3 separate regions of the Homo sapiens genome follow, and all the other regions are linked to region 1. Evidence: chromatin contacts called from ENCODE Hi-C or POLR2A ChIA-PET data. All regions are on one chromosome and are shown on one strand. The core of a region is the stretch at or near the end of the contact, and the rest is flanking DNA. Distances in the headings are between cores, read along the strand shown. Region 1 holds the start of LINC01571 (long intergenic non-protein coding RNA 1571). Region 2 has its middle 170 kb from the start of SALL1. Region 3 overlaps LOC102723323 (a long non-coding RNA gene).

What was found. A loop is a pair of places that touch in the nucleus more often than their neighbours do. ChIA-PET counts read pairs that join two places held with the same protein, here RNA polymerase II (POLR2A). Pooled maps may share reads with other maps.
Region 2: a loop to region 1 is called in a pooled map, with 2.5 times the contacts of the local background. The contact joins the enhancer-like site here to the promoter of LINC01571 in region 1. A Hi-C loop is called at or near these places in 2 of 168 maps with a recorded cell type or tissue (head of caudate nucleus and mammary epithelial cell) and 2 of 50 pooled maps. POLR2A ChIA-PET finds 5 or more read pairs at or near these places in 1 of 52 experiments (Panc1).
Region 3: a loop to region 1 is called in a map with no recorded cell type, with 17 times the contacts of the local background. The contact joins the enhancer-like site here to the promoter of LINC01571 in region 1. A Hi-C loop is called at or near these places in 6 of 37 single-sample maps with no recorded cell type and 2 of 50 pooled maps. POLR2A ChIA-PET finds 5 or more read pairs at or near these places in 1 of 52 experiments (OCI-LY7).

The regions. Positions count from the first base shown.
Region 1 is chr16:51,760,540-51,764,558 of GRCh38, forward strand. LINC01571 (long intergenic non-protein coding RNA 1571) reads left to right here and starts at 1,980. Exons shown (of 3, transcript NR_110916.1): 1 at 1,980-2,036. It overlaps LOC105371257 (a long non-coding RNA gene), which reads right to left. Exons shown (of 4, transcript XR_001752182.1): 3 at 1,391-1,877.
Region 2 is chr16:51,324,150-51,328,168 of GRCh38, forward strand. No RefSeq gene overlaps it. Among named protein-coding and RNA genes, the nearest start is that of SALL1, 170 kb to the left of the region's middle. Within about 2 kb of position 2,167, at least 3 of the 41 ENCODE cell types and tissues checked have a DNase peak (open chromatin) inside an H3K27ac peak, as active enhancers do; they include mammary epithelial cell, where a contact is called at or near this core.
Region 3 is chr16:51,406,141-51,410,159 of GRCh38, forward strand. The region is part of intron 2 of LOC102723323 (a long non-coding RNA gene); the gene reads right to left. Among named protein-coding and RNA genes, the nearest start is that of HNRNPA1L3, 240 kb to the right of the region's middle. Within about 2 kb of position 2,296, at least 3 of the 41 ENCODE cell types and tissues checked have a DNase peak (open chromatin) inside an H3K27ac peak, as active enhancers do.

The sequences.
Region 1 (4,019 bases), core at 730-3,229:
AAAGAATTTGCAGTGTTTGTAATATTTGGTGAGCCTTAAAAGTTGCTATTTTTCACACAACTAAAGTTTCATTTCACTACGTTAACTATATTCACGGTATAAACAGCATATGTTGATATGATAAATGACATTTGGTTAGAAAATGTCTTTGAACTTTAGCTTAAAAAATGAAAACAGGTAAAAAGAAAAAACAGAATCAAATGTTAAAAACCATATGTTAGTAAATGAATATTCTCTTTCAGATTATTTAATGACCTTAAATATAATTACTGCTCCAAATGAGAAAGTTTCAAAGCCTGAGAATATTGCTTACTTTGAAAAAATGTATTTTAGTATTAGATATATGTATTCATCATCTAAGAAAAAGAAATCCACATAGCGATATTTACAAAATAAAGCAGTAACATAGGTGAGGAAAGTTAAATATTATCTCTATGTACATTAAGAGAAACAGGAATTGAGTCGCTTGCTGAAAACTTCTAAAAAGTCCATGACAAGACTTCAGATCTTGTTCTTTTGTGTAAAAGATGCTCGGGCCATTCTGCCAGTTTTAAAAGATTAATGAACATTTAAGAAAAAGAAGCCCAAAGTTACCGTGTACACACACAACAGAACAGCTGTGTACTCACTCTTTAGGGCTGTGACTCACAGTTCAATCTGAGCAAGAAATGCTTGGAAATTCTAAAACGCGACATTCACCTCCATGTGGAAGGAAAGGCCTCAATGTTCCCCTCCATCCCTGCTTAATCAATCAGTTGTGAATCAATTCTGCAGTGACTAATCGCCCCCAAACCCCCTTGCTCCACCATCTCTCCCTAGTATGCGGTGCTAGAGATGTTTACGCTGATACGAGGAGATGACAATTAGTCATATTTATCCGTGCTGGGTCCATTTAATCCCCAGTGTTTTTACTCATGTCAAATCCATTATCCCAAACAAAGCTTCATACATCTTGTCGGAGATGCTCACAGACTTGCCTTGTTTACTTTGAGAAGACAGATTTTATGGCAACATTAAATACATACTGAACCCTAACTAATGGAGCCACTTGGCATGGTGAAGCAATTGCACTGGCAATTCCTATCACCCTTAACCCATTGTTGTTTAACTGGGTTCTGAAAACCCAGGGACTTCTGGCTGTGCCTTGGGTGTTCCGAGCATATCCTAAATTTTCTCCACGATTCTACATTTATGATCATTGCACCTCAGTGTTTCCAGCAATCACATAATGCAACCCCCTTCCCCCCAGTAGCCAGAGACACTTTTTCCCGAATGCCTTGAATCTCCTCCTGGCCGCTCTCATGAGTAATTTTTGAGCCTAATAAAGGAACACCTCCCTCCCCGTTTGTTTATTTAGAAAGACAAAATGTTAGGTGCTCTGTTTACTTACATTTCTCAGCACTTCTTTGTCTTCCAAACCATTTTAGCTCTTAATATGGAAGTTTTATAAGTTATTTTATCAGAAAATGCAGACCTTTGCTAGTTGACATGAACACTTAGGATGAGGCTGAGTGCTTGGAAACCCCTGACTTCACCAGGAAAAAAAAAAAAAAAAAAGTAATATGTGGCATATGTTAACATCTAGGCCTGAAAACACAGCCAGTAAGAGTGGCGCACACTAAAGGAAATCACTACTTAATTCCACAAACATTTGTTTCAGTCCAGGAATGGCACTAGAAACTTTGAGCCGTCTGTCTCCTTCCCTGAGCCGGTCGGGCACACGAGGGTCCATAACGTGCGGCGCAGCGCCATCTGCTGGCAGGCCACTCCTGGCCGCCCCAACAGCCGGCAGCCGCGGATGGCTCTGAAATCCACACGGCTTGGTGCCTCCACCTTCGTCCCCCGGGGCTTCTCGCTGCTGGGGAGTCCTGACTGTACTAAAAAAAGAAAGAGAGAAGGAGATTGTGCCGGAGAGAAAAAACAGTGCTGGAGAAACCGTTTCCAAAGATCTATTTAACATGTAAACGGAGGAAGATTAATATCTCTGGAACAGTCCCCAAACGTCTTGCCAAGGGCACAGGTTTTCAGCTTTAAAGGTGAAGTTGAGTTTATTTGCATCTAAAGCAAACAGTTGTTTCTCCTCCTTTCTTTCTCTCTGTTAAACATCGTATCCTAACCATATCCTCTTTACACTCCGGCTCTGCGTGCTTCTTTATGGAGGGGAGGTCGAGTTAATGGCAGCTGTCTGGGTGTCCAGGTTAATTCATTTCCTGGCGGCGTGGCGGTGGTGGTGAGGGGGATTCTGAAGTGCTTTTGGAGACACTGGGGCTCTGTTTGCCCATCCATTCCAGGAATCAGTGGAGGGACAGCCCCTCTCAAGGGCAGAATCTGAGGATTGTGGAAATGCAATCAACACACTTATGCGTGCGCCCACACTGCTTTGAATGGGATCCCAGACTCCAGGGAACTCATCTCTGATAAATTGCAAAAGACCCAAACTAAATGGACCAAAGAAGCAGTCATTATGCTTAAGGGAGGGACCTCACTGTAACACAGAATAAAGTGTTACCTGCAATTATTTTTTAAGGTTGTGGGGGAAATCTCGGTATCCCAATTCTAACTACCCGGCCTTTTGCTAACTGACTGCAACACTGACTTCCAGCATCTCACATCCTCTTCCTCTCTCTATCTTGCTCTATCTTCCCACTCTTACCCAGTCCCATAACAAACAGGTTGGGGTGGATGCCCTCTATGTCCACATTACTTAGGGAGAAAGGGGAGGCTGGATCCATTCCTGGTTTCCACCTAAGGATGATTTGTTTAGGCCCCTGTTGTGAGGATTCTGTGATCCTTGGTGCCTGGTGGCTCACAACAGGGATTAATTGCAATTGTCTTTGTGTATGGAAGGGACTAGGCTTTTTCTTAGGGCGCTCAGCACAGCACTGCCTGCCACTGAGACGGTTCAGGGCACAGAGCTCTCTAGGCCCACAAAGAGGTCTGGCTCTCAGGACAGCCATGGGAGGGGCCTATGTCATCAGGAAAGGGCGTTGTTTTCTCCAGGGCTGCCTCTCAGCCTAAAGAGACTTTTACTCTAATGCCATGAGCTGTCCTTTTGCAGACTAGCAACCGGCTGGTGAGTGCTTTCAGGGGATTGCTTCTCTCTCTCTCTCTCTCCTTCATACACTTTTAGAAACAAATACAGTCAGAATCATTAATTATAGAATTGGAGGCCTAGGGTTGCCAGATAAATTACAGAATACCCAGTTACATTTGAATTTCAGAAAAAGAATGAATAGTGGTTTGATTTTAGTGTAAGTATGTCCCAGATATTACGTGGGGCATACTTACACTAAAAGATATTCTTTGTTTATCTGACATTCAGATTTAAGTGGATGCCTGTGTGTTGTTTTTGTTTTTTTTTTTTCCTCCCTTCCTTCTCCCTTCCTTCTTTCCTTTCTTCCTTACTTTTTTTTTTCCTTCTCAACCTGGCAACCTATTAGAGACCCTCTAGTAAAAATCTTTAGCCAGGAAACCAAAATTGGCAGAGGCAAAGTAATTTGCCCAGTTACACAGCTGGTTCGAGGCACAGCTAGGGTCAGAAATCAGGTCTAGAAATTTAGTTTTGATTCTCTCGATTAACCACACTGTCTTTGCTTCCCCAGGATAGCCAACTGGGAGCTAACGTACCACATAAGCTCACGTCATAAAACCAGTTCTTCATATAATCATTTCAGAATGATTCACGCGTGCTTCAAAGAACCATAAAGTAAAATACCATTCATCTGGAAATGCCACTAGTTTATAATTTGTGAGGTTTCCTGGCAAAGTGAATCTTTACCTAGAGACCCTTTTCTGGCTGAGGAGTCCCACAGCTTCCTTTTCTATCACCATTGTTCATGATTGTTTTAAGGACTTTGTTCTACCAAGTGATTTCACACTCTTAAGCACACAGTTAGATACAAGCAAAGAGTGTGCCAATTAGCCTCCTCTTCCTATTAAAGCAAAAGTTCTAAAGCCATTTCATCTTATCTGGATAAAAAGATTAATCTTAAAATACTCTAATATGCATTATTTCAAAG
Region 2 (4,019 bases), core at 917-3,416, 440 kb before region 1:
TTCCATTGTCTGTTATTATGTTTCCAGAGCCTTTCCTAACCAAGGAAGGCTTCATATTTAGGCATATGACAGGGGTATAGAAAAGGTTTTTTTCTGTGATCATTTGGTGGTGTCAACCCACAGGTTTATCTTCAAAATTCTAAGACCAGCAAGAGGTTCAGTGCAGTGATTGATTAGCAATATCTTCCACGACTGTGGGAAGGTAGAGCAGGCATGCATGCTACACATTAGTCATCCTTGTGCAAGGGGCCTTAAAGGCGTTGAACCAAAACTAGGGGCACTAGGTGCATCAGATATGGTCTCTGCCTTCAGAGTCAAGTGAAAAAGACAGATAATTAAGAGATTAATTACCACAAAATGACAAGAGGCAATGCTGTGGATATGTATAAGAACACAAGCTAACACAGAAGAAAGAAAAGAGCAATTTTTCTTGTGGCATAGATAAATTTTGATTATCTACCCTTCTTTGGGGAGGGAAGATAGAAAAATAATTACGTGTATCTTAAAATGCACTATTCTATTTTTTTCTCCAATCCATTTACATGTCTAATTATGATTTTCTCAGATTAGTATTGAAATGCTATCTCATTGCCTGAATACACAAACCAGATAAGAGTGCAGCTAGAAGCGCTCTCTAAGAGATGACAAGGTGCCGTCTCCCTGTCATTGTTTTCTGTAAATGAATCATTTGGAGTTTATTGATGGTTTTTGCATATATTTCAAACTTACATTTGAAGTAATATTCTAACAAGGTGATTAAGGACACTAACACTATGGCATTACAGCATGACACAATGGCTCCTGTTCCCTGTACCCCTCCCTCCCATCAGGAATGAGGTATAGGAGCTTGAACAAGTCACTGAACTCTTGAGCCTAAGAATTCTCATTTGAGAACCACTCTTGATAACATAGCTGATGTGGATAAAGCCCTTAATATAGTGCCTGGGACACTGCAGTGCTCAAAAGGGATGGCTACTGCATGTCAAAAGTCATCTAGGCAAGGCATGGTGGCTCATACCTATAATCCCAGCACTTTGGGAGGCCAAGGAGGATGGATCCTTTGAGGTCAGGAGTTGGAGACCAGCCTGGCCAACATGATGAAAACCTATCTCTACTAGAAATACAAACATTAGCCAGGCATGGTGGCGCTTGCCTGTAATCTCAGCTACTCAAGAGGCTGAGGCAAAAGAATCACTTGAACCCGGAAGGCAGCGGTTGCAGTGAGCTGAAATCTTGCCAGTGCACTCCAGCCTGGGCAACAGAGTGAGATGCTCTGTCTCAAATAAATAACAACAGAAAAGTCATCTATATGCCCATGTGTGTGAGAGTAGGCTCTTACACATCTGTAGGATATCCATACCAGAGACCCAGATGCCTGGCTTCAGACTATATCAAGATAGCACATCTATTGCTGAGCCTGGGTTTGACGCCTCCCTTGCTCAGAATCTGTCTTTTGTAAGTGCGGGGGAAGAGATCAAGAAATTGGTTTCAGATTTTTAGCTATGCTGGGGAGCCAAGAGTTTATCCTAGCCAAATCTGCCCCTTCTTGCACTTTGGCCATGGTGTGAGAACTCGTGAATTGTGGCCACCTGACAGTGAGGTATGGGAGCCACCTTAGGGTCCCACAGCTCCCAAAGCCCACTGCATGCAAAGGAACCCAGGTGTGTAGTGCACACAGGCCAGAGCACCTCCCTCTGGGCTTGGCCCAGACCACAATGCATTTGGCACTGGTCCTATTTTCTTTTAAAATTTTAAGCCTGTGAGTGTTTTTAGGGGAATTTAATCCACATGTTTTTTATTCATTTGCATTTAACTCATAAAAATGCTATTTCTAAAGAGGTGGTGTATGACCAAGAACCACTTCTTAATTCTTCTTTCCTCTTGCCTTCATCTTTGTTCGTTGTCATCCTCTTTCTTCTCTGCCTCCACCTTTTCCTTCTCCTCCCTCCCTTTTCAAGTCTTTTTTTCTCAGAAAAAGAGATTACTTTCCACCCTTCTTATTCATCTAAATATCTAAGGTCGAATGTCTGAGCTTGCCTGGAAGTTAGCATCCATTGATGTGAATAAGAGATATATGACTTCTTCCAGGGCAAAACCTGAAGCGTTATTTCTGTTTCAATGCTTATTCTGTGGATGCCATCACGGGGTGCATTTAGGATCATGCTACTTATCTCAGGGTAACATTAGTCATCCTGATGACTCACATGTGGGTGGAGATAGAGCAGATGGCTGGGAGGATGCTCTGCAATGCAGAGTTTCTGGAAATTTGGGGTTTGAGTGCATATCTTCAGGCTCTAGAGCTCCAAAGGAGTCAGCATCCTGACAATCGTAGTTTTGGACTCGGGATTTAAACCAGAACATCTGGTTACCTTCCAGATGGCTGCTTGGTGTGGGGACCTGTAAAGTGGCCGAAGCACTCAAGCATGCACATGGAAAGACAGAGGGGCAAGACTGTCTCCAGGTCCACTGCAGGGAGTGGACTGCAAGGGAAGGCTGGGCAAAGCCTGTGCCTTTGTAACACAGTGACCACACCCTCTAATAAATGTCACTCTTCACTTGCCTCAAACAACTCCTCCTTCTATTGGGAGATGCTAGGAAGGGAGAGGTCAAGAACTGGGCTGAAGCATCATTCCTGACACAGAGGTGTGTGGTTGGCTGTCTTCTGCCCTGTGATTAACGTTCTGTGTGTGTCTGTGTGTGTGCCTCTGTGTGTGTCTGTGTGTGTGTGTGTGTGTGTGTGTGTGTGTATTCCAGTGAAAAGAAAACCATATATTTTTATTCTATTTTCACAGTATGTAGATCAGGGTTCTGCAAACAATGGATACTGAATTGAAATTTGGTTACATTGATATCACTTTTGACCATCTCCCAGAAGATACAGGGAAGCACACAGGTTTCAGATTTGTGTCGCCATTTCAAACCTAGGACTTGAGTTCTTTTCACAAAGTAGTTTAATTTCCCCTGGGATGTTTTAGGGGCAACCCGTTCTCCAGCTTCTTTTACTGTGGATTGGGAAAGAATTCTACACTAGGACTCAGAAGGCCTGGGTTGGAGAACTGGCTCTGATTCATTGGCTTACTCATAGCAGCAAAACACTTCATTTCTCTGAGGCTCATTTTCATTGTCTTTAAAACAGAGACCCTATAACCACAGAACTTTGAAGATCACCTAGTTCAGCTTACTTAATTTTATAGATGAGCAAACTAATTCATATTTGGACTATGTAGAAACAGATACTTAAATCCTTTAGGGAGGAAGCATGCATAGCAGGTAGAGAGCACCAGCCCAAGACTGCCTGGATTCAAATCCCTCCTCAGTCAAGTACTGGCTGTGTGACTTTAGGCAAGTTACTTAAGCTCTCTGATCCTCAGGTTCTTCATCTGAGAAACAGAGTAATAATAGTACCTACCTCAAAGGCTCTCAAGAACTGTCAATATGAGAAAAGGGCTTGGAACAGCACTTGACCCATGGTAAGGAGTAAGAGTTAGCTTTTCTTATTCACCCCAAGATCATGCAATGTACCAACAATATTGATGGAGCTTAGAGCCCTATCTTCTGAGGGCCACTATCCTGCTGTTCTCAGCACAGGCTGCATGTTAGATTCACATCTGATTTAATATTTTTAAAAAACCTTCCCTGGGCAATTCTACTCCACAGCTAGGACTGAGAACAACTGTTTTACATATTGCCCTCAACTACTTCAAAAGACATATATGTGTGTGTGTGTGTGTGTGTGTGTGTGTATGTACATATAAATATATTAAATATATACATATAAATATATACAATATAGAAATAAAATATATAAAATATATATATAAATATGTGCAATATATAAATATAAATATATACAATATATACATATAAATTTATTATATATACATATAAATATATAAAATATATACATACATAGAAATATATAACACACATATAAATATATAAAATAAATTAATATAAATATGTAATATATAAATATACACATATAAATATATAAAATATATGCATATAAATATATAATA
Region 3 (4,019 bases), core at 1,046-3,545, 350 kb before region 1:
TAAAAAACTTATTATTACTGTTTGGGTCCTGAATCTTTTAAAAAATGTTTCATGGTAATTTGAGGAAACTTTCCTATGAAACTTTGCTACATTTCTTGAACATTCACTTTGTTTTGGAAGTTGCCAAATTGTATTACTGTCTATAAAGAAAAAAATGTCTAAGCTGGGTGCAGTGGCTCGCACCTGTAATCTTAACACTTTGGGAGGCTGAGGTGGGTGGATCATTTGAGCTCAGGAGTTTGAGACCAGCCTGGACAGCACAGTGAGACCCCAGCTTTCCAAAAAAAAAAATACAAAAATTAGCCAGGCATGGTGGTGTGTTCCTGTAGTCCAACTATTTGGGAGGCTGAGGTGGGATGATTGCTTCAGCCAAGAAGGTCAAGTCTGTAGTGAGCCATGAATGCACCACTGCACTCCAGCCTGAGTGACAGAGAGACCCTGTCTCAAAAAAAAAAAAAAAAAATCTCTGAAAAGATTATGCTTGGTGTTTTCCTTAGCAGTCACACAATTCCAGTTATCATGTTTTCATGGTGAAGTTAGAAAATAAAAGAGAGTTATATTTCTAGCTGTAGAAACTATATTTGTTTGTTGTCATTTAAGTGGCCTGTCTGGTACTCTACCATGACCGTACTTCATGAGAGTAACCAACAAAACCTGAATGTACTTAGTGTGTGGTAGGTGCTCATAGGCCTGAGAGACAGATGGCGGTTATGATGAAAGACAAGAAAGACATTGATCTTCTGCTTTTAATTTGTGAAACAGCAAGACATCCACCAAGACGACATTTTGAGGTGGAGGTGTTTCCTATGTTGTGTCAGCTATTCTTGTATTTTAACAGAATCATAGAATATTGATGGGAAGGGCATAATTACTAGGAAAAAAATCATAGAACATTGATGTTAAGGAACAATGTTAAGGTCTACCTAGTCCAAAGCCTTCCTTTTACAGAAACAGCCCCGGATGCCCAGTGAGGGAAAATGACCTGCCCAAGGTCACATGGCCAGTTAATGATAGAGCCAGGAGTAATGCTTGGGTCTCTGAGATTTGCTGTTATTTAATCCCATCTTAACGGCTATGATCAAAGGACATAGTTTCTCTCACACATAAAGAAATAACTTGACTTTTTTAAAAAGCTGGCTAGGTGACTAATGAACTATGTCTACCGTGAAGTGGGTATCCTTAGTCAACTGCCAAGGCCTGTTTGTGCATGTGCTTTTATTTCTGCGTGACAAGCCCTCATTTGGATGCACAGTGAACACACATACCCCTGTGGAAAGATCATTAACTGAGTTGTGGTGGGGCCCACCGGTGGTCAAACCACATGTTTGTGTGTGCACAGGTGGAAATGATGGTCATTCTGAAAGTGTTCACCTCCTACCACCTTGGGGCTGTGTCTCAAACATAGAAGTTCCCTCTCCTGGGTAGTAACCCTCTTGTCTTAATTAAAAAACAAAATCTATACTTGCAGATTGATATCTGCCTATCTATCATCTATCTTCCTCTGATATATGTGTTTGTGGGTGTGCTTGGTGTGTATGTTTGTGCATGTGCATGCACTTACATATATAAAATGACAAAGAGATACATATTTTCTTATCAGATGGCTTTGTCAGGGATCTTGTGAAAAAAAAATAGGCATACACATACAGTTTTTAACCCAGTTATGACCTTCTGCATCAAAATTGGGTTTTGTAGGGTTTGGTAAATTACATTGCAATCTACTACTCATTCTGACATTAAGTATAAATGAAATTAAACTGTAATGAACAGAAAACACAGCTTTAAAGAAAAAAGAAGACATTAAAAGAGAGGCTGCTGGACTATATGCCCTTTCTGAATACTGGGGCCTCAGATTTTGTTTCTTTTTAATTTATGTTTGTGCCATTTGAACCCCCCTCCACAAGCCCCTCCTGGAGCAGCCTGGACAGCCCTTATGAGGTGAGACATCAAGCCCTTCTGATTCACAGCACTGTAGGGCAGTACTACTGCCACAGATAAGTTGAGCCTAAGCCACATAATTTTAGGATCTACTTTAAAATGAGAGCCCGGGCTTAGAATTTTTCTCCAAATTCTGAACATTATAAGCCAACAATGAGAACAACAACAACAGCAACAACAACAGAAATAACCCAAAGCAAATGCCCCCCAGTTCTTTTTGCCCTAATTTTTCACCAATATCAAACTCTTAACTTTCTGAATGTACAAAGAGATTCTTATTTTAAATCCAAGAAAGAAATGACCTCTTCAAATTCATAATGAGGTATGCATTGAACGGAACACAGCCCAAGGTGAGTCATTCATTAATCATAAACAAAACAGCCCCTGATCAAGGACACATAAGCACACACTGTAAAAAGAGGCCAGGTTACCCAATCCCTTTATTTAATATTAACTACATTATGTTTTTCATGTGAGTTCTGAGAAGGTGATTTTCTCACTTTATTTGTAGCCAGCTCAGTGTGAATGGATAATTACTTCCCTTAATGCTGTTTCCCCTGAAGGTTAACCCTGTTCAACAAGACACGATTGAATCTTGCCTCTCACGGTTGGGTGGGGCTGGAGTGGGGGGAAGGGTCTGCATCCGTAGCTAAAGACTTTTAGCTGGAATTCTTCAAGGATGAAAACATCCGCCAACAGGAATATTTCAAATGACATGAATAATATTTGTGATTAATAACAGCTAACCAGAGAAGTACAATCCAAGAAATACATGATTAGCTTATTACAGACATCTGATGTGCTAATTATCTTCAAAAATTTCATTGCTGATGACTGTTTTGGCAGAAATTTGAGCAAGGGAAGAGGAAATTTAAACTTTTATGTAAGTTGGAAACAAAGCATTTGGGCAATTGGACTTTAGAAGACCTGGGAATGGTATTTGGTATTTAATTCTGTCTGATGAGGAGGAAATTAAATAATGAGAATAGAAATCAGTGTGAAGATTGAAACTTGAGTCAACGAGAACTTGGCCGTCATTGTCAGAAGCTCTTCCTTACCTTCCTTGACAAAAGGCTCCTGGCCCTGAAATGAACGGGTAACATGATGCGGTTTGGCAAGACTTGCCTGGGTGCCAGTCATGGGTGTGTATCACTGCTTGTGGAAGACCAACAGTTCCCTAAGGATTTGCTTCTCATTCCCAGTGGAGACCTCTGCAGCACCAGCTACTTTCACTGAAGCATCACAGAATATCCTAACACATGGTAGGGGACCCAGGAGAAAGCCATACAGCTACTTCTGGGAGGAGCCTGGAGTACACACTCTCATTTTACTGATAGAAAAGCTGACTCCCAGAAAGGATGAGCAAGTTAGCAAAGATTTCAAAAGGATGATTGAATTCAGGCCACAGATAGCCAGCCATCTGCTGTGGGAATAGTGAACTGATATCACAGGGCCATTTGCGTAACCACACATGTTCTCTGTCTCACTTTCCAGAAGTTTACAATCAAGAAAGACATTTTGATGTTGATGGCAAACAAAGTAGGCTTAAAACACTCCTCAATTCAACTGCAAAGAAGGAGAGGCAGACTCTCCAGCAGGGAGACTCCCCATCTCCAGCCCTCCTTTCTGTAGCTTCATTGCCAAGGTGCTCCTTCTTTTGTTTCTTTCTCTACCATCCCCTAAGCGGATTGGGGTATCTTTGTATTCTATTAAGTAGGTGCAAAAGTAATGCAGGTTATGCCATTATTTTCAATGGCAAAAACTGCAATTACTTTTGCATCAACCTAATACATTCTGGAAGAAAAGAAGCAGGGGTCACAGCAGGCAACTGCCCGGGGTAGTGATCAAGACCAACGTGCACCTCCCAGCCTGGACAGGAGTAGTCAGATTTATGATTCTGATCCCCAGAAAACCAGATAATCCGCATTAAGCAAAGGTCCGCAAAACAATGAGTTTATCAGAGCAAACCAAGAGTTAAAGCAGAATGCTCCACTGAATGCAACTTAAGCCTCATGAGGACTGAGACCTGTGCTACCTTATTTACTGCTCTATCCCCCTTCAGACCCCTCACCCACTGATCT